2 separate regions of the Mus musculus genome follow, and region 2 is linked to region 1. Evidence: chromatin loops called from intact Hi-C (ENCODE). Cell type or tissue: heart. All regions are shown on one strand. Each heading gives the region's core, and the rest is flanking DNA. Links, peaks and the distances in the headings are about the cores only. Region 1 holds the start of Rims1 (regulating synaptic membrane exocytosis 1). Region 2 has its middle 17 kb from the start of Gm30442.

Region 1 (11,666 bases), core at 1,509-9,508:
CAAGGATCACACCCATTTGCAAAGCATAGCGAACCTCAAATATGGTAATGTAAATACATAAACGGTAGTGTCTTATTGAGAAAGCATACACACAAGTTAAAAATACATCACTTTGGGACAACCAAAAAAACAATGGCTTTGTACCTTCCCATTATTTCTGACACCACTGTGTTTTCTTCACTTTTTAAAAAATCTTCTCTTTTCTATATTTTCTCCCATGAATGTTTGAGAACTTCCACAGTGTGTCTGTACATTTGTTAAGACAGGTTTTTTTGAGAGTGAGATTCCTACACAGCACAGGGTTAGCTTTCTCTGAGTCAAAGCCCACTTACTACCAGTGTGGAGCGGGACTAAAGGCAGCAAGTGTGCTCTCTCCTACAGTCTCTTCTGCCCAATAGGACATCTTGAATTCAAAGACCCTGTTTACATCTCAGCCACTATCTCTCTTCACTATCCACCTTTCCCCCTTTTCTTCTCATCCATCCTTGCTTGAACAATAGTGTAGCACATACCTGGCCTAACGTGTGGGCCAATAGAAATACACCTACATTACAATCACCTCCTCCTTAAGTCTCCCTAGTTCATTCTTTTTCTGCTTGGCAAACTGTTGCTTCTGGAAAACAAGCCCTTTCAACACATTTCGAAGTACAACATGATATGTGTGCACACAGAGGAAAACTAAAGTAATAGAGACTTCTACTTCATCTTTTCTCCCCAAGCAGGTTATATTGACAGATGTTTGAAAACCAAGGCCACAGTACCACCCCCCAGCAAAAAGGCAGAGATGCCCAAAGTTGTCTTTGTAACCAAGTCACATCTTGAGGGGCAGAATATGGAATGAGTAAGAAACCCTACAAAATCTAAGAATTTTGTAACCCATGTTCATACAGGAAGTGGAAGAAATCAAATATAAAAAGATGCCCAGTTGCAAATGTCTTTGCATTGTACTAATACAGTTTTCATTATCTTTAAATTGAAGGACATTCCCTTCCCCTCAATCCACAGGAAGGTTCTGTGCACCACCAGAAGTGAACTCAGCCCTGCTCCATTACGACCAGCAGCTGATTTTCTCTGTTAGCTTAATCTGTCAAACCACTTGATTGAGTTGAAAGAGAGACCAGAAACTCATGTAAGGAAAGGATAAATGTTAGAAGTTTCTTCTTGGTTGAGAGAAAGTGTAGTGCTTGGGGAAGTGGCTGCATTTGTTGTGAAAGTCTGGGTTGAAGCCTTGTTGAGCCATGGATGTGACTCAATGTAGAGTATCCCTGAAACCCTCAGGATAGACTAACGACTTGAGACTTGCCACACCTGCCAAATCTTCTGCACAGGATACTGAGTGGATTCAAGCACACAGTCTAAGTCAACACATTTCACCCAGCCAATTTTTTTTTTCTAATTGTAAACAATGTTACTTAAAATTAGTAGTTTTTTTTCCAAAACTAATGTGACCATGAGGATAAAATACTTACAACTTCATGTAATATTTTTAAATTCCTGTAACCAATTAAAGTAACTACTGGACTGCAGTAAATATTCAATAAGTGTTAGCCAATTTTAGTAACCATTTCAATATGGATTGTTAATTCCCATCATTGAGCCATCCCCTCAATCTCTGCTTACTGTTTTCCCTTTCTCTTCTCTTCCTATTCTGGAACTCTTTTCTCTTTGAAGCTTTTATTTAAGAAACAGAATAAGATTTGTACCTCTAATGAGATCTTCCCTGATTTAGGGCTCAGATAACAAGTTTTCTGTCTTTGTAATATATTGACCCATGATGCCTGGTGACAGGTACTTGAAGGAACATTCATTGAAAAAGTGGAGTTTCAAAAAAGTTCCAGGACACACTACACACACACACACACACACACACACAACCAAAAATTAAGACCCATTTTACAAACAGTTACGTCAATCATAAAATATAATTCTTGAGAGCCATTTTTTTCTAATTATAAACAATATTACTTAAAATTAGTAGATTTTTACAAAACTAATGTGACCATGAGGATAAAATACTCCCAACTTCATGTAACATTTTTAAATTCTTGAACTGGAAGTAAAATGATTTTTCCCTATTTAAACCTATTTAATGTCATTATCGAATTTAGATTTCAGCAGTAACTTGAAGTCAAGGCTAACTATACAAATATATTCTGATTTGTATTTGTTAGACGGTACTACATATAATATCCATCTACTTTTTCATTCTCTCTATGAATGTTTGCTGTTCTATCTTGTGGAGAAGAATTCACACACAGTAGGCAGTGCAAGGCAAAGGTATTGCATTTATCACAAAAACATATTTTAAATCCAATTTCTCTGTCCCCAGTACTTCAGTTTGGTTTGGGTCTTTTGTAAAAGAAATTTCTCAGATATGTGATATGATGGATCAAGTATTACCACAAAAACTTTTCTTTTAAGCAAAGGCCTATGAAAAGCATTATTTTTTTTCCTGGTCATTTTTCTTGGCAAGTTTAGAAAAGGCTGCCACCCATGTCTAGATGTCATCAAAGGCCCCTTACACATGTGTCATTTGAATGGCCCCTATGATCCCCAGTTTCCAAGACATAAAATTCCTTCTGTGAAAAAAAAAAAATAAGTGTAGCAGTGCCTCACTAATTGCAGACACCATGACAGGCTTACAGAGAAGAGCATCAGCGTTCCAAAACACTTGCCAACCCACCACTGCACAGGAGGCCAGGACTTTAGCAGAGGAGGCCATTGATAAAGTTGATGCAGAGGTCCAGGGTTATTGAGAGCTGTTGTATAACAGCAGTACACGCTGAGATATTCTGTGAAATCGTGCCATAAAGGAATAGTATTTACAAGTCCATGGAAAGCAGTGACAGGGATATGCCAGACACGAGCAGTTGGGCAGAGCTTTTAATGTGCTTGTCCATGTAAACCCATATAGTATTATCATTGACCCTAGGTGGTCAGCAGGTTTGCGATTCTGCCCTAAACTCATCCACTCCAACTTAAAACCTTCACCCTCTACAATGCTTCCAACAGCCAACGAAGAGGCATTATGCCACTGCTTGTACTGTGACCCCCTTCCTATCTGGACTCTCAGGAGCAGCCCATATTTATCATTAGCTGCTGGAGGCCTCCATCTACCTGCTGTCTGCAGCAAGCACCAACAGGAACAGCAGCGAATCTGCAAATGCTAGCCAATTATACAGTGTCTAGGACAGGTGGCAGGGGCTGCAGTAGTGAGGACAGATGGACCAACAACCTGACAGACAGACAGACAGCAGCACCATTAAGACATCATTACTTCCAGGCTCAGAAGAGGGGAAGCCTGCAGCATGGGGTTGGGGCAGTGTCATTCTTTCACTAGGGACAGGAAGCAGATTAATGAGGGTTCTGCCTCCCTCAAGCTGGCAGGCTTGAAGTATTTGGTTTTTTGTGGTTTTTTTTTTTTTTTTTTTTTTTTGGTTTTCCCCTGGATGAGAAGGAGCAGGGAATTCAGAAACCTGCAGCTCTTATAGAGCCAGGCTAGCTCTGGCCTTCTAAGTTAACAGCCTTTTATTTTCCCAGAGTCTATAATGAAAGAGGAGGAATCACTGAACCCCTACTATTTTGCTGTGGCCTGACAGCCACATCTCTCCCTCAGTATAGCCCTCCCTACTCTACAGCAGTTGCTTTTGCTCAGAGGACCCACAGTCTGTGGTTGCAGCTTTCCCTATGCCTCTCCTGTTAGGCTCAGCTGCACTGAAGAAAAGAAGATGCCTTCCCAGCCAGCACCTTCCCTTCAGGAGGCCATTCTAGGGAGTTTGAGAAAGGCCATGATGGGTGTGCCCTGTGCCCTGGTATCACCCCCTGCTCCCTCTCTAGACTTCCCTGCAACCAGCTAACTCTAGATGCAACAGGTTCCCTTTGGCTCTTCATGTCATTTGCTTGCCCCAAATCCACCTTCTGCATAAGCAGAGGATACCAAGACATTGGTACCAGTCAGGGAGTCTACATTCCACCACCCCAGAGAGGAAAACTTTACTAAAGGGAAGACAGAGTTGAAATCCCCTTCTACTTCACGCCACCGGAGAGGCTAAGAAGCCAAGGCCAGCATGTATGGCAGTCCTTGCAAGCAGTTCTGAAGCAAAGGGTAGTACAGTCTCACAGACTCCTGCACTACCAATAGTCAACCCCATCCCCTCCTCATGCCCAGGAAAATGGGGGCACCAGGCACGGGTCCCCTAAAGGGCTGATGGGTTCTGTAAACAGGGCATGTGTAGATATTTAATCCCCGACTGCTTCCTTTGGGAAATGGGAAGGCCCCAGAGGTCTCTTAGAAGCCAGTAATGAGAAACCCTTATTTTATTTCAGGCCAGAGTTACCAATCAGCTGCTGTCATTACCAAAAAAACTTTGTACTGCCAGTGGCCTTGCATGCGGATAAGAAAATGTGTCTTCATACAGTTATTCTGTGTAGAAGCCTCAGAATCAAAGGTTAAAGGGAAGCTGGGAATGCAGGTTACCAAAGATGGCAACTGCCCAAAAAAGACCCAACCTTTGCATTGTAAAATGAATGAGCACCAAAACAAACACTAAAAATAAGCCTTTTTATTATATAAATACCAGCAAGCACCCTTCACTGTTGTAACTCAGATGTGCTCAACAACTCCAAGGAGGAGCTGCCCTCACCATCTCTACCTCCACCCTTTTCTCCACTCATGCCCTGGTCCCTAATCTGCCCTCAGCCCAGAGCTCCTACCATTGGGTGGGATCAGCTTCACTTGGCGCTGCATATCTCACCCCACGGTGGTCCCCCTGTCCACTCAGTCCTCCTGGGCACTCCTGGCTCAAGCCATCTTCCTGGGGTCCTAGGTTTTTGGCTTTGTGGGGTCCTCTCCTTTCTCCGGACTCCCAGACTTCTACCCTGCTCAATCCCGAGGAGGGGCCCCTAGCCCCAAGGTGGGCACCTCTGCCCTCACCCCTGCTCCCTCGTCAGCCCCTCCCCCACACTCAACCCAGAGGACCTGGTGAGTGAGTAGTGAATGGATGGATGGAGGCACCACCGAGGGATGGATGGCGTGCCCTGGGGGGTTGGGGGGTGCTTACTTGAGCATGGCCTCTTCTTTTTCCTCCTCTTCCTTCTGCCGGTCCATCACTGCCATGATAATGTTCCTCTCCTCCTCGGTCAGGTGGCTCAGGTCGGGCAGTTCTTGCATAGGGGGAGGCACCGTGGGTGGGCGAGGACCTCGGGGCCCCACGGCCGAGGACATTTTTCGTGGCCTGCCCGCCCCCTCGGCTCGCTGGCTCTGGCTCTCACCTTTCGGATTCACGCCCCGCAGCTGCGCCCCTGCTTTCCACGCTCACAGCGAAGCCCTCCCGGCGGCGGCAGCGGCGGCGGCAGCGGCAGCAGCAGCGGAGCCGGGGACAGCGAGGACCCAGTCTCTCATGATGCTCTGCCTCCCGCCGAGCCCGGATGCTGCCTTTGTTTGGGTCGCCCTGGCGAGGCTCGGGGCCGCCTGGCCGCCTCCCGCAGCCCAGCCTCGGCCGGCGGGGGCGGGCAGGCGGAGGCTCGGCGAGAGGGCGAGGGCTGGCGCTGAGCTCCGGAGCACGGCGGCCGGGCGCGGGCTGGGCTGGCGGGCCGGGGGCGGGGCCGGGCCGGGGCCGCCCGACGCTGCTTGCTCGCGGGCTCCGCTGCCTCCAGTTTGGGGCTGCGGGAGGGAGAGGGAGAGTTTGGGTGTCAGTTAGGCGGAGTCTCGGAGCTTCGCTCCCGGGTGATGCTGCTGCTCTCGCAGACATAAGCTGCCAGCCACTCAGTCCCGGAGCCGCTCCGCCCACGGGCACCACCCACCCACTCCCCGGGTCCGAGCCACGCGTGCCCTGGCCATTCCCCCCGCCCCACGCTCGCCGACGTGCATACTCCACTGATCTCTCCCAAGGTACCCCTCACCCTGAGTCATCCTCCCTCTCCCAGGTCCTGGTCCATGTCATCCTCCCCAGCCCTATTTTCCCATGGGTTGCTTTAATCATCTTCATCCTCGCCACAGTCTTCATCATTGATGCTTTTAGAGCACCCACAGGGTTTAGAACAGCAGGATGGTACACCCTCTAGGTCTATTTTCCCCTTCCTGCCACCATGTCTTTCTGCTTTACTCGGCAAGTGTGCACAGCCACAGTTGTGTGTGGGTTCCTAGATAATTTTGGTGCACACACACACAACATACACACATCCAGCAACCCGAATTAGCATTGTACCCTTCAATGCAATCTTTTTCTTGATGGGTTCTCGCTAGAATTGTTCTGCTATGTATCCTCATTTTCCCCTCAAGATGCCCCACCACACAGTAACTCTTTAATTTGCCATTTGGGGCACTGGGTAGCCCCATCAGACTGCATAACTGCACTTCACTGGTGCTTGGAAATGGATTATCTACTCTAATTCCTCCAGTGATGTTCGCTATCATCATGCACTCACTTCTCAGCCTCCGTGGGTACTTCTCCAACAACACCACGATAGCACGATAAGGAAAACACCCACCCATATCCTATTGGATTTAAAAGCGTCTGCTCAGTGCCTGGTACGATGATAGGCATTAAAGGGTGAGCTTCTCTCAGTGATAAAGGGGGGAAAATTAATAGACAATTCTTTCAAAATACGTAATATTATCGCCTTTGAAACCTGGAGACTGAATTTTGGTAATGCAATTATAAAAGGATCAATAGAGAGACTGGCTCAAATTGAGCCATTTCCCAGTAAGGATCTCATAGCAATGATGCGAGATAGGATGGGTTTTCTCTCCAGGGAATTCTTTCTGTAGTTCCAGAAGCAAGATAGTACCTATTTTCCCCCTTCAGCCTTAACTTTGTTAACATGGGGGGGGCAAGGATGGGGGGGTTATACGATGCTAAAAGCTTCACATTTAAAGACCTTACAGTTCAATTGATTTTGCCAGTAAATGCAGTTTTTATGTGGAGATATATATGTGAAACTTCTTAGTAATTAAATGCTCACTACCTACAGTAGTAACTTGGTCCTTAAGACTCAATCTCTCCACTAAGCAGAATTTTTTTGAATTATTTGAAACAGTTGCCATGTCTGCTTCAGGCATCTCCAGAGTAAACCTAGCCACTTATCATCTAGTAACGTTCAATATCTGGCCATTCCTGTTGTCTCACTTTGGACACAGCTAGTCCCCCTACTTCCCCTCCACACCCATCTCTTTCTCTCCCTTATAAAATAACTATCAAGAGGGTTATAACCAAGAACAATCTTCAGTATGTGAGTATTTATTATGGCTTTGTAATCATCATGTTTATACCATACAACACTGTACATTTTTATAGTTGTGTCACTTAAGAGATTGTCACTGAAATAACTGTGCAGTCCTCTAAATTTCCACTGATTTTTTTCCCATAGGTACTGATATCTAGCCAGATTTTCTCTTTTCTCTAATTAAAGCAGTTGATAGAACACTCTGATCAGCATCTTTTCATCATTAAAAAAATTATACTTTCTTCTCTTCACAGATCACATATTTAAGAAGATGAAAGAGGGGGGAGGGAAAGAGGAAGGAAGGAAGGAAGGAAGGAAGGGAGGGAGGGAGGGAGGGAGGGAGGGAGGGAGGGAGGGAGGGAGGGAGGAAGGAAGGAAGGAAGGAAGGAAGGAAGGAAGGAAGGAAGGAAGGAAGGAACCTGAGTTGGAATTCTGGCTCTATTCAAGACGATCTTGACCCTGGCTAAATAACATCCCTTGCATCTGTGTGAAATAGAGCAGAGGCTCTTACCTCAGATGGATGGTGAGTATTAAATAAGACGCACATTAAGTCGTCATCTGGGGGAAAAACACTTTGTATGCTTTTTTTAATTTCAAGCTCTCCCCCCAAGTAAAATGTTTATCTCTGTTATTAGGACACTGAAGGAAGCTGTAATATTGACAGCTCAGTCATTCTGCCAGATGCCCATTTTTGTGGAGTCAAACTGGACATTTGAAAAGACCAGGGACAAAGGCCTTGCTGTTAGGAGGTTTGTAGTCAAGTTGGTTCTCCTAAAATTCTTCTGAAATACAAACAGAGCCTCAGTATAGATGGGAACTGACTGAGGAAAATTCTCAACAGCAAGGACTCAATAAACAATTAATAATGGCGATTTAATTTACTTTGGTTGCTATAATAAAATAGCATTAGTAGAGTGGCTTATGTAATGGGAATTTATATTTGGGAGGTTTTGAAAGCTGGAATTTCAAGATGAAGATGTCTACAGGTTTGTTTCCTCTGAGGCTCTTCTTCTTGGCTTAAAGGTGGCATCTGTATATTTGTGTCTTTTTGTGTCTCTCCCTCCACAGGAAAGAATATATGTTCTACTAGATTAAAACCTGACACTTATAAACACATTTAATTATATTTATCTGTTTAATCTAGACCTTGTGGGGGATTGGAGAGATAGCTCAGCAGGTGAAGGGACTCAACAACTGGCCTGACAACTTGAGTTTAATAACTAGGACTGACATGGTCAGAGAGAGAGCCAGCATGAAAACATACACACACACACACACACAATATGCAAAAAAAAAAATCTTGTCTCCAAAATACAGTTATATTTAATGGAACTGGAAGTTAAAATTTCAACAGAAGTTTGGGAGGGAATCCATTTTATTACATAACAATTTTGTCAGAATTATTTGAGGGAAATGAATGCTTGCACTATAATCTTAATATCAATATAAAGAAACCTGCTGCTCAAATACATTTCTGTTCATAGCTACCTTACCAGGCCTGGTACACGAGTGTGAAAATAGCAAGTGAGTAAATGATGGTGTGCGTGTGTAACTGCCAGCCCATGGGGTTTCTCCTTTCTTATCCACTATGGAGAGGATCAAAACAAAATTGGAAAGCATAAAAGAAGAGGTTTCTTAAATGTACATGCAGAAAAGCAGGACTTTGCCATCTTTAGATATGCAAGCAAGCAGTTAAGCTGTGTGTCCCCAAAGTGCAGCTAGATAGATCCTTGAGGCACCCCACTAAACCATGCTCAAGGGACTTAGGAAAATATGCACAATCGTTCTCTCCCAGAAATTCACAATGTGCAGTAACAAATACAGAGTGCTAAGGTATAGTCATTTGCTGCTCTGTGTAGAAGGCTGCCTTTTCCCAAATGCATTGAACCATAGAGCTATGTTATCTCCTGGTGGGAAAGCATGCCTCAGTCAAGGTTTAAAGAAAAACTTGACTCAGTCCCTGTTACCTGAAGCCTTTAATTAGAAGGGCATGGAATGTCTGGTATAAGTCTCCTTATCTGACCAATATTAATAAAAATAAATAAATAAAACCTTAGTTATCTATTTATAAAACATGCATCACATTTCCTTGAAGGCAGCATGAATACTGTTTTAGAACACAACCTGAAACCATTCAAATCTACTCTTTCCATTGATAAATCTAAAAATCATCACTTCTCAAAAACACTCTAAAATTGGGCACTGAAGTTCATTATTAATTTAGTTCAAGCAACTGAGGTTTTAACTGAAGCATAGAAAAAAAAAATCACTGACACAAGTCAGTTTTAACTCGTCATTAGCATCTGAGGCCTATGGTCAGTATTATTGCTTTCCAAATGAAAGCCAATTGAAATTGAGATGGCAGCATTGCTTAGGAAAGGTGCATCACAGAATTAGTTCAAATGCCATCATTTTGGATTAGGTGTCCTTATAAAAGACAAGACCACAGACATCCAAGGGAAAGTAAGCTATATGTAAAGACATGAAGAGCTATACATGGGGAAGATGGCCATGAGAAGATTATGATTATCAGGGTGGTCTGAGATGTAAGTAATGGTCCATGGATTATGACTGAAGAATTTGTGGAACTTGAGAGGTGCACATGTGCTGTAAGCGTACCAAATCCTTATTATCAGCATCTAAAATCTTTTACACACACACACACACACACACACACACACACACACACACACACACACATATATATATATAGTATGTAAATACATACACACACACACACACACACACACACACACGTGTGTGTGTGTGTGTGTGTGTGTGTCCGTGTGTATGACATATGTGTGTCTGTAACATTGGAGACCAGAAAATTGTGTTGGATCCCCTGGAGCTGGAGCTGGGTATGAGCTTCCCCGTGTGAGTTCTGAGAACTAAATTCAGGTTCTCTGGAAGAGCAGCAAGTGATGTGAACTGCTGAGCCATCTCTCCAGCCCCCAAATGTTTTTTTATGTCAAAGGTTGTCTTGAGAGCCAGAGGTGGGTATATGCATGCAAACTCACACAAGATTAATGGGCAACGTGCAAGTTAGTCTCTTCTCTGGGGAACAAATAGGTAGCACACTTGTGATTCAGTATTCTGCACATATATTAGAAATATTTAATTTTAATTTCTAAATAATTTTAAAGCATAAAAATACTTTCAAACATCTACCAAACCTACTGAGATGTGCCTTGTCTGGCAGGTGGATTTCCTCCAAGAAGTTAGATTTCTTGCTTCTATTCATGTGTACTCTGACATCATTCCCATGAACACTAATGCAATCAGTCACATAAGAATGGCATTTGTAAAAAACGATAACACCCTCTAGCTTCTCAAAAAACAGGAATTTGTGCCCCTCTTACCATCATTTGCATGAATAGCATTCACCAAAATATGCCCTGGTTTGTGATAAATTAAATGGTCACTTTATCTATATACAGTCATAGGAATTTGCAAAAATCTAGTCTTTCTGGCTTCAAGGAACAGTTGGCTTTCATGAGATGTTCCTGAAAGTAGTTGGCTGAGATGGAATATCAGATTTGGGCTCAAAGTCAGCCAAATACCTATTTTAATCTTAAAATTGGTAAAGTTCCACTGCTGTCATTTATTGCATGAGGAATTCCACAGGTGGGGATGTTTCTGTCCTAGGACCAGGAAGGTCTGTTGTCCTCTTTTCTTCTGAAAGGTCATTCTGCAATTAATATTCTTCTCTGTTTCACTTGCTTACTTGCCTTATGTGTCTCCTGTCTTGCCACCAGAGTTCACGGCCTCTGCTGTACTCTTCTGAGGCTGATCACCTTCCACATTAATCACACTCGGAATGCTTAACAGCAGTGTTTTGGAATAATTTCTCCACTTTGTATTCCTTTTCAATCCCTAGTTTTGCCTTGAATAATTTCGGGTTTTGATATTATGTGATATGCATAGTCTCATTGCAGATTCCTTTAACAGTTTCCTGGTATAGTTCATTGGAGAATGCCGTCTGAGGTTTTATGCTAAGAGGACCGAAGGCCAAAATCTTAATGTCAATCACTCTAGTCAAGTCGTGTGCTGTCCTCCTGACATTTAGCTCATCTCTCTCTAAAGAGTGGGGCCAATTAAGTGACTTGAAAACAAATCATTACATTTCATTTACCTGCAAACCTAAAAGCACTGTAAATGGAAAAGATTTAGATAAGAATTCCTAAGAATAGATGGCTACATAGGTACCTAAATTAGAACAGAGTTTTTGCTAGAATTAATGTTATTTTATTATATTTGTATTATAGTAACATTTCATTTAAAAAAGAAACATCTCAAAGTAAGTTTGGGCCAGACACTCTTTCCCTAGAACGTGGTTTGAGCCCCAAATGTTATCTAATTCTGTCCTGGAATAGACGATCACTTATAATGATGTTGGTGTGACTCCCTTAGGCACATGGGAAACCCAACAGAATACAATCTCG
Region 2 (11,666 bases), core at 2,361-10,360, 340 kb after region 1:
AGATAGGTTATTTCATATCTGGGAGGATTCTTTGCTCTTTTAAAAGAAACATACACCATCTCTTTGGTTTTATCTAATGTCCAGTGTCTTAAACTTATGCCTGATTACCAAAGGTATGCAAAATAAATTCATGAAACACTTAAACACTGATTGAAGTCTCAAGATCTCTTTAATTATTTAGACAATAATTAAAAGTTTACCATGATCACTTCTTTTGAATATCCTTAAACTCCGAAAATGAGAAGCAAAACATATACAGACACAGTGAAAGTAAGATTTATTTCTATATTTATTCTTAGTTTGCAAACATTAAAATCCTAGATTTGCTTTACTCTATATGTCTTTATATTTACTATTTCTCTCATTATTTTGTTTGACACTTTTGACCTAACCTGCTTTCCCACCTCCATGGTGGGATGCTCCAAGATTTGGCAACCAACTATCAGCCTAGGGTAAGAAATCTCAATGCCTCTTCCAAAGTGAAAGGGATATGAACTTCCAATCTGCTATTTATTTTTTCTTTTCTTTTTTATTCTTTTTCTTTTAAAAAATTTATTGGTTGATTGATTGATTTTTTTTTACACTCCAGATTTTATTCTCCCCCCACCCCCCCCCGCCCCAACCATCCTCCAACTGTTCCACATCCCATACTTCCTCCACACCTTCTGTCTCCATGAGGATGTCCCCATGCCCAACCCCCACCCCCACTCCACCTGACCTCTAAACTCCCTGAGGCCGCCAGTCTCTAGAGGGTTAGGTGCATCTTCTCTGACTGAACCCAGTCCTGGAAATCCTCTGCTGTATATACGCTGTAGACCTCATATCAGCTGGTGTATGCTGCCTGGTTGGTAGTGTTTGAGAGATCTCAGGGGTCCAGATTAATTGAGACTTCTGGTCCTCTTACAGGGTGACCCTCCTCCTCATATTTTTTCAGACTTTCCATAATTTAACCACAGGGGTCAGCAGCTTTTTGTCCATTGGTTGGGTGCAAATATCTGCATCTAACTCTTTAAGCTGCTTGTTGGGTCTTCCAGAGTGCGGTCACGCTAGGTCCCTTTTTGTGAGCGTTCCATAGCCTCGGTAATAATGTCAGGACTTGAGGCCTCCCCTTGAGCTGGATCCCACTTTGGGCCTGTTGCTGGACCTTCTTTTCCTCAGGCTTCTCTCCATTTCCATCCCTGTAGTTCTTTCAGACAGGAATAATTATGGGTGAGAGTTTTGACTGTGGGATGGCCCCCCTCTCCCTCATTTGACGCCCTGTCTTCCTGCTGGAGGTGGGCTCTATAAATTCCCTCTTCCTACTGTCAGGCATTTTATCTAAGGCCTGTCCCTTTGAGTCCTAGTAGTCTCTGATATCCCAGGCCTCTGGTGTATCCTGGAGGGTCCCCCCAACCTCCTACCTCTTGAGGTTGCCTGTTTCCATTCTTTCTGCTGGCCCTCAGGGCTTCGGTCCTTTTCCCTCATCCCATACCAGATCAGGTTCCCCTCTCCCCTCCAACCGCAATCTATGTTCCCTCTCAGGTCCCTCCTTCCCTCACATTAGTGATTGCTTTCTTCTCCCTCCCAAGTGGGACTGAGGTGTCCTCACTTGGGCCCTTCAGCTTGTTGACCTTTTTGAGTACTGTGGACTGTATCTTGGGTATTCTGTACTTTTTCGGGGGGCTAATATCCACTTATTAGTGAGTACATACCATGCATGACCTTTTGGATCTGAGTTACCCCACTCAGGATGATATTTTCTAGTTCCATTCATTTGCCTGCAAAATTCAGGATGCCCTTGTTCTTAATAGCTGAGTAGTATTCCATTGTGTAAATGCACCCCATTTCCTGTATCCATTCTTCAGTTGTGGAACATCTGGGTTGTTTCCAGTTTCTGGCTATCACAAATAAGGCTGCTATGAACAGAACTCTGATGGCTCATGCTCTAAGATCAAGAATTGATAAATGTGACCTCATGAAACTGAAAAGCTTCTGTAAGCAAAGGACATAGTCAATAATACAAATCGGCGATCTACAGATTGGGAAAAAAAATCTTCACTAACCCCATATCCGATAGAGGGCTAATATCCAAAATATATGAAGAACTCAAGAAGCTAACCACCAAAAACAACCGAGAATTCTTTTTCTTTTTTTAGCCAGACTTATATTAAGTCTCTGTGAGTTTTAAATTTCATGCTTTTTCTCTTTTTGTTTCTTTGTTTGTTTGTTTTTGTTTTTGTTTTTTTCAAGACAGAATTTCTCTGTGTAGCCCTGGCTGTCCTGGAACTCACTCTGTAGACCAGGTTGGCCTCGAACTAAGAAATTCACCTGCCTCTGCCTCCCAAGTGCTAGGATTATAGGCGTGCCCCACCACACCCGGCCCTTTTTTTCTTGGTTTCTTACAACAGGGAATCTTCCCTCAGTGTACTGTTCAAACCTTAGCATGTTTAACTCAGCCTGCTATATAGACCTGGCCTATTAAGTTTTCAAAAGCTCAAATATGCTTTGTTATAATCATGTTATTAAAAGTACCCCTGAGCTGGGCAATGGTGGTGCACGCATTTAATCCCAGCACTTGGGAGGCAGAGACAGGAGGATTTTTTAGTTTGAGGCCAGCCTGGTCCACAGAGTTGAGTTACAGGACAGCCAGGGCTATACAGAGAAACACTGTCTTGAAAAAAAAAAAAAAGTGCCCCTGAAGTTTCCCCTCCTAGAAGACAAGACACAGTGCTTGCTCCATTGTTGACTCCTGTGTGTCTTGTTAGGTAAATCCTCGCCTTAATACTACCAGGGATATTGCTTTTCTATTTAGTAATTGTGCAAACCACCTCTACTGACCAGTGTGAGACAACTATTGGCCTAGCAGTTCAAAACACCTAAACATAACATAACATAACATAACATAACATAACATAACATAACATAACCATAAACATAACAAAAAGCCAGAGTTACTTCTTGCATTTCCAAAGTCTATTTGGTTCAGCCACACAAAACAAACACATCACCTACATGATTATAAATTCCTAACAAAACCATTATGACTACATATATATGTGGGTATATGTAAGTATATATGTATGTATGAGTGTATGTGTAGATACAGAGAGAGAGATGGATACTCTTGCTACTAATCAAAACAGCGAAACAAAGTACATATACTTTCCTTTTCTCTGTTCCACTTTTACCCTTTATAATGACTTTTCTGTCATGAGTTGGTCTCTTACTTCTTTCTAGTCTAATAAAATTAACAAGCTGGTCAAACACAGCTTAAGTTCTCAGCTACACGATGCGCTTTGCTCATTCTGAGTTCTCTATCATGTAGATCTCGGGTGTGGAGTCAACTCGGTGCCCTGTGAGAGCACAGAAACCCAAATGGGTTCCGGGGACATTCATATTGAATGGACTACTGATCATGACCACTTTGGGAAGTGGAAAATATATCCATTTTTTTTTAAAGATCCTAAATAAAATCTCCTGTTTCCAAAATGATATCACAAGTTTTTTTTCCATATTTCTTTTTTTAATTTTATTTCTTTATTAATCATTTTACTCATTTACATTTCAAATGATATCCCCCTTCCTTGTTACCCCTCCACAAACCCCTCAACCCCATCATCTGCTTCCTTCTCCCCTTCCCCCTTTGCCTCTATGAATGTGCTCCTCTGCCCATTTACCCACTCCCACCTCACCCTCTAGCATGCCCCTAAACTGGAGCAGCAAGCCTCCCTCCCCTCCCATTGATGTTATATAAGGCCATCCTCTGCTACGTGTGTATCTCCTAACTCAAAACATACATGAAATCTAGGGCACAGTGAAAAGACCAAACCTAAGAATAGTAAGTATAGAAAAGAGCGAAGATTTTTCCATATTTCTTAAAGACTAAGGCTTTCCTTCAGGAAGCCTCTCTGAGCCAGCTCACATACTCCCTTCATGTATGCCGTTGCTGGGGTATCACACTGCCAGCACCCCTCCCTGAACCATATTGTACAATCTGATTTTATCCTTAAGAAGCTGTAGTGGACAGACAGACTCCTAGTTTGTGCTTCCATTCCTACGTCATTGTGAAGGATCCCTGCCAGTGAAGAGCCAAGCTCTGCAAGCCACTTAGTGAGCAAGTGTCCTGAAAGTGATAGTACTCGCCATGCCTCCCCAGAAGACTTAGCAAGAAGACATGGAAGCATTCCCATCTCCTACTTCCTATCTCCCCTGAATTACTCTCTGTTGTTTAATGGTACTCAAGTACCTCCTGCAAAAAAATAGCCTGCGATTGGATAGCGTCCCTAAGAACTTGTCACAATGATATCCGGGAGATGGAGAGGAGGAGAAGACACTGAGAATGGAATACAGAGAGTTTAGGAAAGGCAGTGTTGACTAAGAACTTGGTTTCACTCTGGAGTCAAATATTCTCAGCCACTGGCTTTACTTCTGCTTCTTCTTTGTCTTTTTTTTTTCTTTCTTTCTCATTCTTTCTCATGCCCCAATTTCACACTCATAGAATGGGCTCCCTAAATGGAATTTATATTCCATTAACTCAATCAATGCACAATTCTATTTAGATATAATCCTAGCAACCGCAAGCCTCTATTTTTATATTATAATTGATAGTCACCTAGGAACTGCATGCTGCTTCAAAACTCTGCCCATTAAGCTCAGACATCAAACACTCGACTTCTCCCATTGTTACCTACAGCTTCCCTTCTGGCCTCTCTCTTATCCATGAAATCATTTTGTCAAATCCATTATCACACTACAGGCTTAGACTAATTGTGTGAATTCTACTCCCTGGCATTCCACGCTCTGAAAGGTTGCTGAGCTCCTCAGCACCTGGCCACCATCACTCACAGTCTTCTGAAGATGGTGCCTCAGTCTTGTTTTAAACTAACCACTTCCTGCTACTCTGTGGGTATGTCTTCTTTCAGCATCAATAGCCCTTTCACCAGTAACACCATGTTTAGATTGTAAATCAGTGTTCATGTGACCAGAGTATGTGGATAGAACATGAAATACATACTCAGATGCATATACAACATATAAAGGTGCATGCACATGCACACACATGTGCATATACATGGGGATGCGTGCACAAATCAACTTTTGGAAGACATATTGATTATTTTAAAAGGTGGGAAGTAAAAACAGAGGCATAACTGAAGGCAATATAAGATAGATACATGCATGCACTACATGCATGTATGTACTATATATGTGGGCCTTCTTTCTTCTATGTAGTAAAAGTTGTCCTGAATATCACATGTTTAAAAGTTGTATTTGACTGAATTACAGTTTTTATGCATTCAGATGTTTGCAAGTAACTTTAGCATTTGTGAAAACTTCAAGGTCTGCTTGGTGGAGGTTAACCTCAGACCTTAATGAAGCCTCAGACTCTCTTCTCAGGAACATAAATTCACAGTCTCTCAATAGTGCTCAACATTTCTCTGTCCAGTAAGGTTTTCAAAACAGATACCATTCAAAAGGTTTTTGAACCTCATCTTGATGTCTCAATACTTCTTATTCCTAAATTAAATTCTTTTATATAACAACACCATCAACCTCTCTGATTATGAAAGATGGAATGCCAAACAATGCTTTCTAGGTGGCACAATGACATTTGAATGGCACCAACACAACATTCCCAGCCTGTGTTATAACATTCCACTTCAGGTCATCTTAAATAATGCCTTCAGTTTACACCTAAGAAATTTAGATTATTCACTGTAGGAAATGTTGGAAAAAGCTTTCAATTGATGAGAATATATTCCATTTATAAGCTCTAATTCTGTAATCCTTCACCAGTCTTAGAATCAAATATAAAACTCCTGGATTAGTAGACAATGGAAAAATGTGAAAACTATTAGTATCCTTATTTCTCAAATAATACTGGCTCCATCTGGTGGCCAAAGTAATAATTCCCAGTCCCATCTATCCGTCTATGAAGAAGAAGAAGAAGAAGAAGGAGGAGGAGGAGGAGGAGGAGGAGGAGGAGGAGGAGGAGGAGGAGGAGGAGGAGGAGGAGGAGGAAGAAGAAGAAGAAGAAGAAGAAGAAGAAGAAGAAGAAGAAGAAGAAGAAGAAGAAGAAGAAGAAGAAGAAGAAACCTTCTTTAATAGAAAGAAATAAAATGCCCAGGTAGATACACATATTGAAGAATTTATAGAACTTATATTTAGTACTGAGAACATTAACATTTCTACTTACAATGAGCCTTTTCATGGAGAATATAAATAATAACTTGGTTTTATATTACAATTTAAGAAGAGGCAAAACTATAATGTAAGAAACGTAACCTAAACCTCTATTTTATTTTATGAGAATGAGTAGTCATTTCAAAACATATTTAATATATCTCTTATTGAAAACAGCCAAAAATCCATTACTATTTTAATCAATGTATTGTAATTAGAGTAAGCCTATTGCCAATTAACATGTAAAGCACGCCATAAGCTACTTAGTAATTCAAGAATCCCGTGGGATCAATATTTCATTATCATTGCTTCTCTGAAGGAAGGAACCGTGATGCACGAGTGGACTATTCTTAAAGGGAGCAAAGCCCACTTTTCTTTTATTTTTATAAAAACTTATTTATTTTTTTATTCTTTAATCCTTTTTTACAGTCCAGACTTTAGTCCCCTCCCAGTCTGCCCCTACCCCAACCATTCCCCATCCCATAGCTCCCCCCACCCATCTCCAAGAGGATGTCCTCAACCCTCCACCCCCACCCCATCAGGCTTCCCTAGGTGCATCTACTCTCACTGAGGCCTGACCATGTGTCCTCTGCTGTATATGTGCCGAGGCCTCGTATCAGCTGGTGTATGTTGCCTGGTTTGGGGTTCAGTGTCTGAGAGATCTCGGGGGTTGAGACTGCTGGTCTTCCTGTGAGGTCACGCTCCTCCTCAGCTTCTTCCAGCCTTTCCCTAATTCAATCTCGGGGGTCCCCAGCTTCTGTCCATTGGTTGGGTGCTAGTATCTGCATCTGACTCTTTCAGCTGTTTGTTGGGACTCTCAGAGGGCAGCCATGCTAGGCTCCTGTCTGAAAGCACACCCCAGCTTCAGTAATGGTGTCAGGGGTCTGGACCTCCCCTTGAGTTGGATTCCCATTTGGACCTGTCGTTGGACCTCCTTTCTCTCATGCTCTTTTCCATTTTGTCCCCACAGTTCCTTCAGACAGGAACAATCTTGGGTCAGAGCATCCCTCCACTTGATGTCCTGTGCCTCCACTGGAGGTAAACTCTACAAGTTCCCCATCTTCAGAGGCAGGGAGACCCTCTAAAATGTACCAGAAACCTGGCAAGTGAGAAACTCTCAGGACTCAAAGGGAGGGACCTTGGATGAAGTACCCACTTTTGCTTTTCTATGCATTAGCTCTTAGCTGTTTTTTGTTTTGTTTTGTTTTGTTTGGTTTGGTTTGGTTTGGAAACAGAAGTTTCAAGCTGAACCCTTTGTGTTGTGTCTGTCTGTCTCCATCTTCCCTCAACCTCAGCACAGGGGTTAATGACACAGGAGCCATGTGAGGCATATATGAGGAGATTCACACTAGGTCTGCATGCTTGCCCAGTGAACTCGGCAAACCCAAGTCAACCTCTTGAATTGTAACAGGTAAAATAACTCTTGGATTGCTTCTAATGACTGAAACTTATTCATACTTCTGAAATTCACTCTATAATAATAATAATAATATAAATATTTATAAATAAATAATATAAATCATTTACTTTCTTCCCTTATAGCTAGCTGATCCAGTGATGTTTACAACAGCAGGGCATAGCCCATCACCTACGAAATGGAGCTATATGTTTATTGCTACCCAAAGAGAAAACTCAAAACTAAATAAATAAACAAGCCATGGCAATGAACAAGGTGATTGCACGCACAGCACCAAAGTAAACTTATGCGATGCAATCATAAACATATGAGATGTGATCATAAACATGCGATGCTTTTATCCTATCACATGTAGAGTGAGTCTCAGTTCCAAGTTCACCTTGTTTTGTTGTTTTGTTTTGTTTTGTTTTTTTTTGTTGTTTTGTTTTGCTGTGTGAAAATGGACCTAGGACTTTTTTTTTTTTTAAATTAGTGTACTGGCTAGTTTTGTGTCAACTTGACACAGCTGGAGTTATCACAGAAAAAGGAGCTTCAGTTGAGGAAATGCCTCCATGAGACCCAGCTGTAAGGCATTTTCTCAATTAGTGGTCAAGGGGGAAAGGCCCCTTGTGGGTGGGACCATCTCTGGGCTGGTAGTCTTGGTTCTATAAGAGAGCAGGCTGAGCAAGCCAGAGCAAGCAAGCCAGTAAGAAACATTCCTCCATGGCCTCTGCATCAGTTCCTGCTTCCTGACCTGCTTGAGTTCCAGTCCTGACTTCCTTTGGTGATGAACAGCAATGTGGAAGTGTAAGCTGAATAAACCCTTTCCTCCCCAACTTGCTTCTTGGTCATGATGTTTGTGCAGGAATAGAAACCCTGACTAAGACAATTAGTTATTTTACTATTTTACATTTCAAAGGTTATTCTCCTTATCAATTTCCCCTCTGCAAACCCCCTATCCCATTCCCACTCCCCTCTACTTCTATGAGGATGCTCACCCACCCACTCACTCCTGCCTCATTGCCCTAACATTCCCCTATGCTGGGGCATCAATACTTCACAGGACCAAGGGCCTCCCCTCCCTTGATGCCAGATAAGGTCATCCTCTGCTACATATGCAGCTGGATTTAGTAGCCATGGAACTTAGGGCTTTTTAAATATGTTTCTCAGCTCTGAAGCTCTATGGGTACGAGATGTTGGAGACAGGTAGCAAGAGTATAGGATTGTGTCTGCTGATCACAAGTCCCACACGCAGCAGCTTCCTGTTGCATCGCCACATTCTCCAGAACCTACCTGCTGAAGTGCTTGTGGTACTATGTCTAGTTTCTGCTGTGTGTAGCCTTTAGAAGTGCTCGGGCAGTGGCTCATTCTAGCACTCCTCCCATCCCTCCAGATTATTTGTGGCAGAACTCCTCTAATTCCTTTAGCATTCCTGACATCAGCCATGACAGTTCCAGGAAGGCTGAGAGGCAGTAATACTAAAAGGCTCACTTTCCCTGGTATGTGCTTTTGTTGTGGAGTCCCTCCTGTAAAACAGCTGTGTGGGAAAACTTTCCCTGGGGAGATGCAACACACAGGTCAATTCACCCCAATCAGGGAGCTCACAATAGAACAGAATGTAGATACCACCAACGTCCAGCTTGGTGAACCAGAGTTTTATTTGTATTGATTACAGGAGTATGTGTGAGGGGTTACCTACAGGGGCAGGAATGACTCAAAGACCTCTGCATCACCAAAGCCCACCCCAGCATGTATCAGCTCTCAAAAGCTGGGAGACCTGGCACATACCACACTGCCTGCAGGCAGTTAAGCAGGTTAGAAACTATCCCTTCCAGATGCCCTCAGATGGTCTAGCCTAACCCAGGCTGGTTTCTGCGTCTTTCAGGCAGTTTGTGTGGTTTCAGAGTCTTCTTCTTCTTGTTTTGTTTTGTTTTGTTTTGTTTTGTTTTGTTTTGTTTTGTTTTGTTTTGTTTTTCGAGACAGGGTTTCTCTGTATAGCCCTGGCTGTCCTGGAACTCACTTTGTAGACCAGGCTGGCCTCGAACTCAGAAATCTGTCTGCCTCTGCCTCCCGAGTGCTGGGATTAAAGGCTTGCGCCACCACACCCAGCTCCAGAATCTTCTTTTCAACTTGTCTTTTCTGAGAGACACTTTTGGCTTTTATTACTTATTAGAACAGGAAGGGGCCTAGTGAATCTTGTCAGTTTCAGGAACTTCCTTAAGCTATTTTGAGTACTTTCCTATTTAAGGAAGATCGAATATTTCAAATTCATGAAACTACTACACAAGAGAGACTTCTATAAACAACTCCCCTTGGTTCTCTATAATAGGTGTGTCACCAGCAAGTTCAGTTGTGTAACAACATGGGGACTTTCTGCTACCCAATGAGCCAGGTCATGAAAGCTTCCCAAAGAAGCTTGGAGAGCACACCCCCGTGTGCTTTCTAGCTAAGTCCTAGTGCAGTAACTGCTCCCTGTACTGTGCTTCCCACCTTTAGACCTTGTAAATTTTCTTTTTTTTTTTGTTTGTTGTTGTTGTTTGTTTGTTGCTGTTGTTTAAATGTTCCCTATTCAACTTATTGTGTGGCTGCCTGTTTTAGCTGGGTGAACACCTACAGATCCTTATGCTCATCCGTTAAGATGTTGTATCAATCTATTACCTGTGTCTGGACACTCACCATGATGTACTGAATCTGTGGCCCAGGTGGTCTGCTCAGAAAGCACCATGCTCTGCTAACTTTTCTAAATAAAAAGTTTTAAAATTTGAACACCAGAAACTAGCCCTTAATTTTTAACACTTGTGCAAACAGTGTAGGTTTATATATGTATGTTGTGTATATATATATATATTTTTTTTTCAGAGAATGTTTTAAATAAGATGTTTGTGCTTTGAAGATATTGCTTAAGCTTTCTAACTGCATTCAGATTTAACTATTTATATACGGGTACTTTCCCTTGTGGGTCTGGAGGCATCTTGGTAATAAAGAGGGTGGGTTATACAGGAGACGGTAAGTCTGGATGGCTGTGGTGATCATTTCCCATAAACATTCTAGGCCTTTACACTCAACCTATTGTTTCTGTGGATTTAATACAGGTCTGCATTCTGCCCAGGCCAAACTTCATTCCTGAGTCAGACCTGGACACAGTCTGAGCAATCAGTCTTCCCACTATCTGAACAGTGGTGACTGGTTCAAGAAGGATAAATGAAACTTTCTTCTGGGGCTTTTAGACAGACTCTTAATGCTGGCGTTAAGCTGTTAAGACGTAATCCTGAACTGCTAACCACTGCGTTTGCCAATAGGTAGGAGAAAAGTCTCTGCCGAAATGGAAAACATATGAACTTAAACACAGAACTGAGAGAGAGAGAGAGAGAGAGAGAGAGAGAGAGAGAGAGAGAGAGATCAAATGCGACCCATCTGCCTCTGCCTTCAGATACCTAAAGTTCTTATAAAGTCATTCTGTTGCTTATGACTGTTATAGACAGTCCTGTGTTATAATCATGAGTGTTGTGTCTTACTGAAACCCATAGATCACAGGCCTAAGTGATTCACTGATAGATAGAACTGAGGGGGAATCCTCATTCAGATATGTACTGGGCCCCAGGCCTTACTGTGTAAGCAGCGCTCAGTGTTGGACAGTGGGTCTCAAAGTAATCAAACCCAAAGAGCTCTTCAGTGAAGGAGGAGATCCTTCCATGGTCAATAACACAGCTACTCAACTCTGACAGTTATTCAAACACTGTGAACAAACACGGGACTTAAAATAGCCAGAGTATCTTGCACTACTTACTACTAGCTTTTCCTTTCCAATCTCTTACTGCCTGTCTCTTATTCTTTTATCAGCCACAAATGGTACTGAAATAGGACTCAGTGGCACAAATCTAGCTTTGGTTTCTACCAGATCAAAGCCAATTAACAGTTAAGGTTTTCCACTCCCCTCCACGGCTGGCTCTCACACATTAGCATTCTGCCCTCGCTGACAGGTCTTATGCCACATAGTGTGATTGATCAGGGGATATGTTTTTAAAATTTCATCACTGTCTTTATTTTTATTTTCTAACCCGCTTGTCACCTGTTCCTGTCTCTGTGAGGGGTTTGTATAAAACAGTAA

What was found. Hi-C counts contacts between places; a loop is a spot of excess contacts. Peaks named below come from ENCODE experiments on the same cell type or tissue, not always from the same donor. Only the 100,000 strongest peaks of a DNase experiment are listed, where the experiment ranks them.
Region 2: it touches region 1 in a loop (2.6-fold over the local background); 7 of 42 quality-filtered maps call a loop at or near these places.

Annotation. Positions count from the first base shown.
Region 1 is chr1:22,800,501-22,812,166 of GRCm38, forward strand. Rims1 (regulating synaptic membrane exocytosis 1) reads right to left here and starts at 5,658. Exons shown (of 35, transcript NM_183018.4): 1 at 5,061-5,658. The coding sequence starts at 5,224. In heart, for the core only: no CTCF peak of the experiment used is centred there; a DNase peak (open chromatin) is centred at 5,431; H3K4me3 peaks cover 1,988 bases; H3K27ac peaks cover 1,065 bases; H3K27me3 peaks cover 1,706 bases.
Region 2 is chr1:23,134,870-23,146,535 of GRCm38, forward strand. No RefSeq gene overlaps it. Among named protein-coding and RNA genes, the nearest start is that of Gm30442, 17 kb to the left of the region's middle. In heart, for the core only: a CTCF peak has its summit at 5,840 (motif pointing left); no DNase peak of the experiment used is centred there.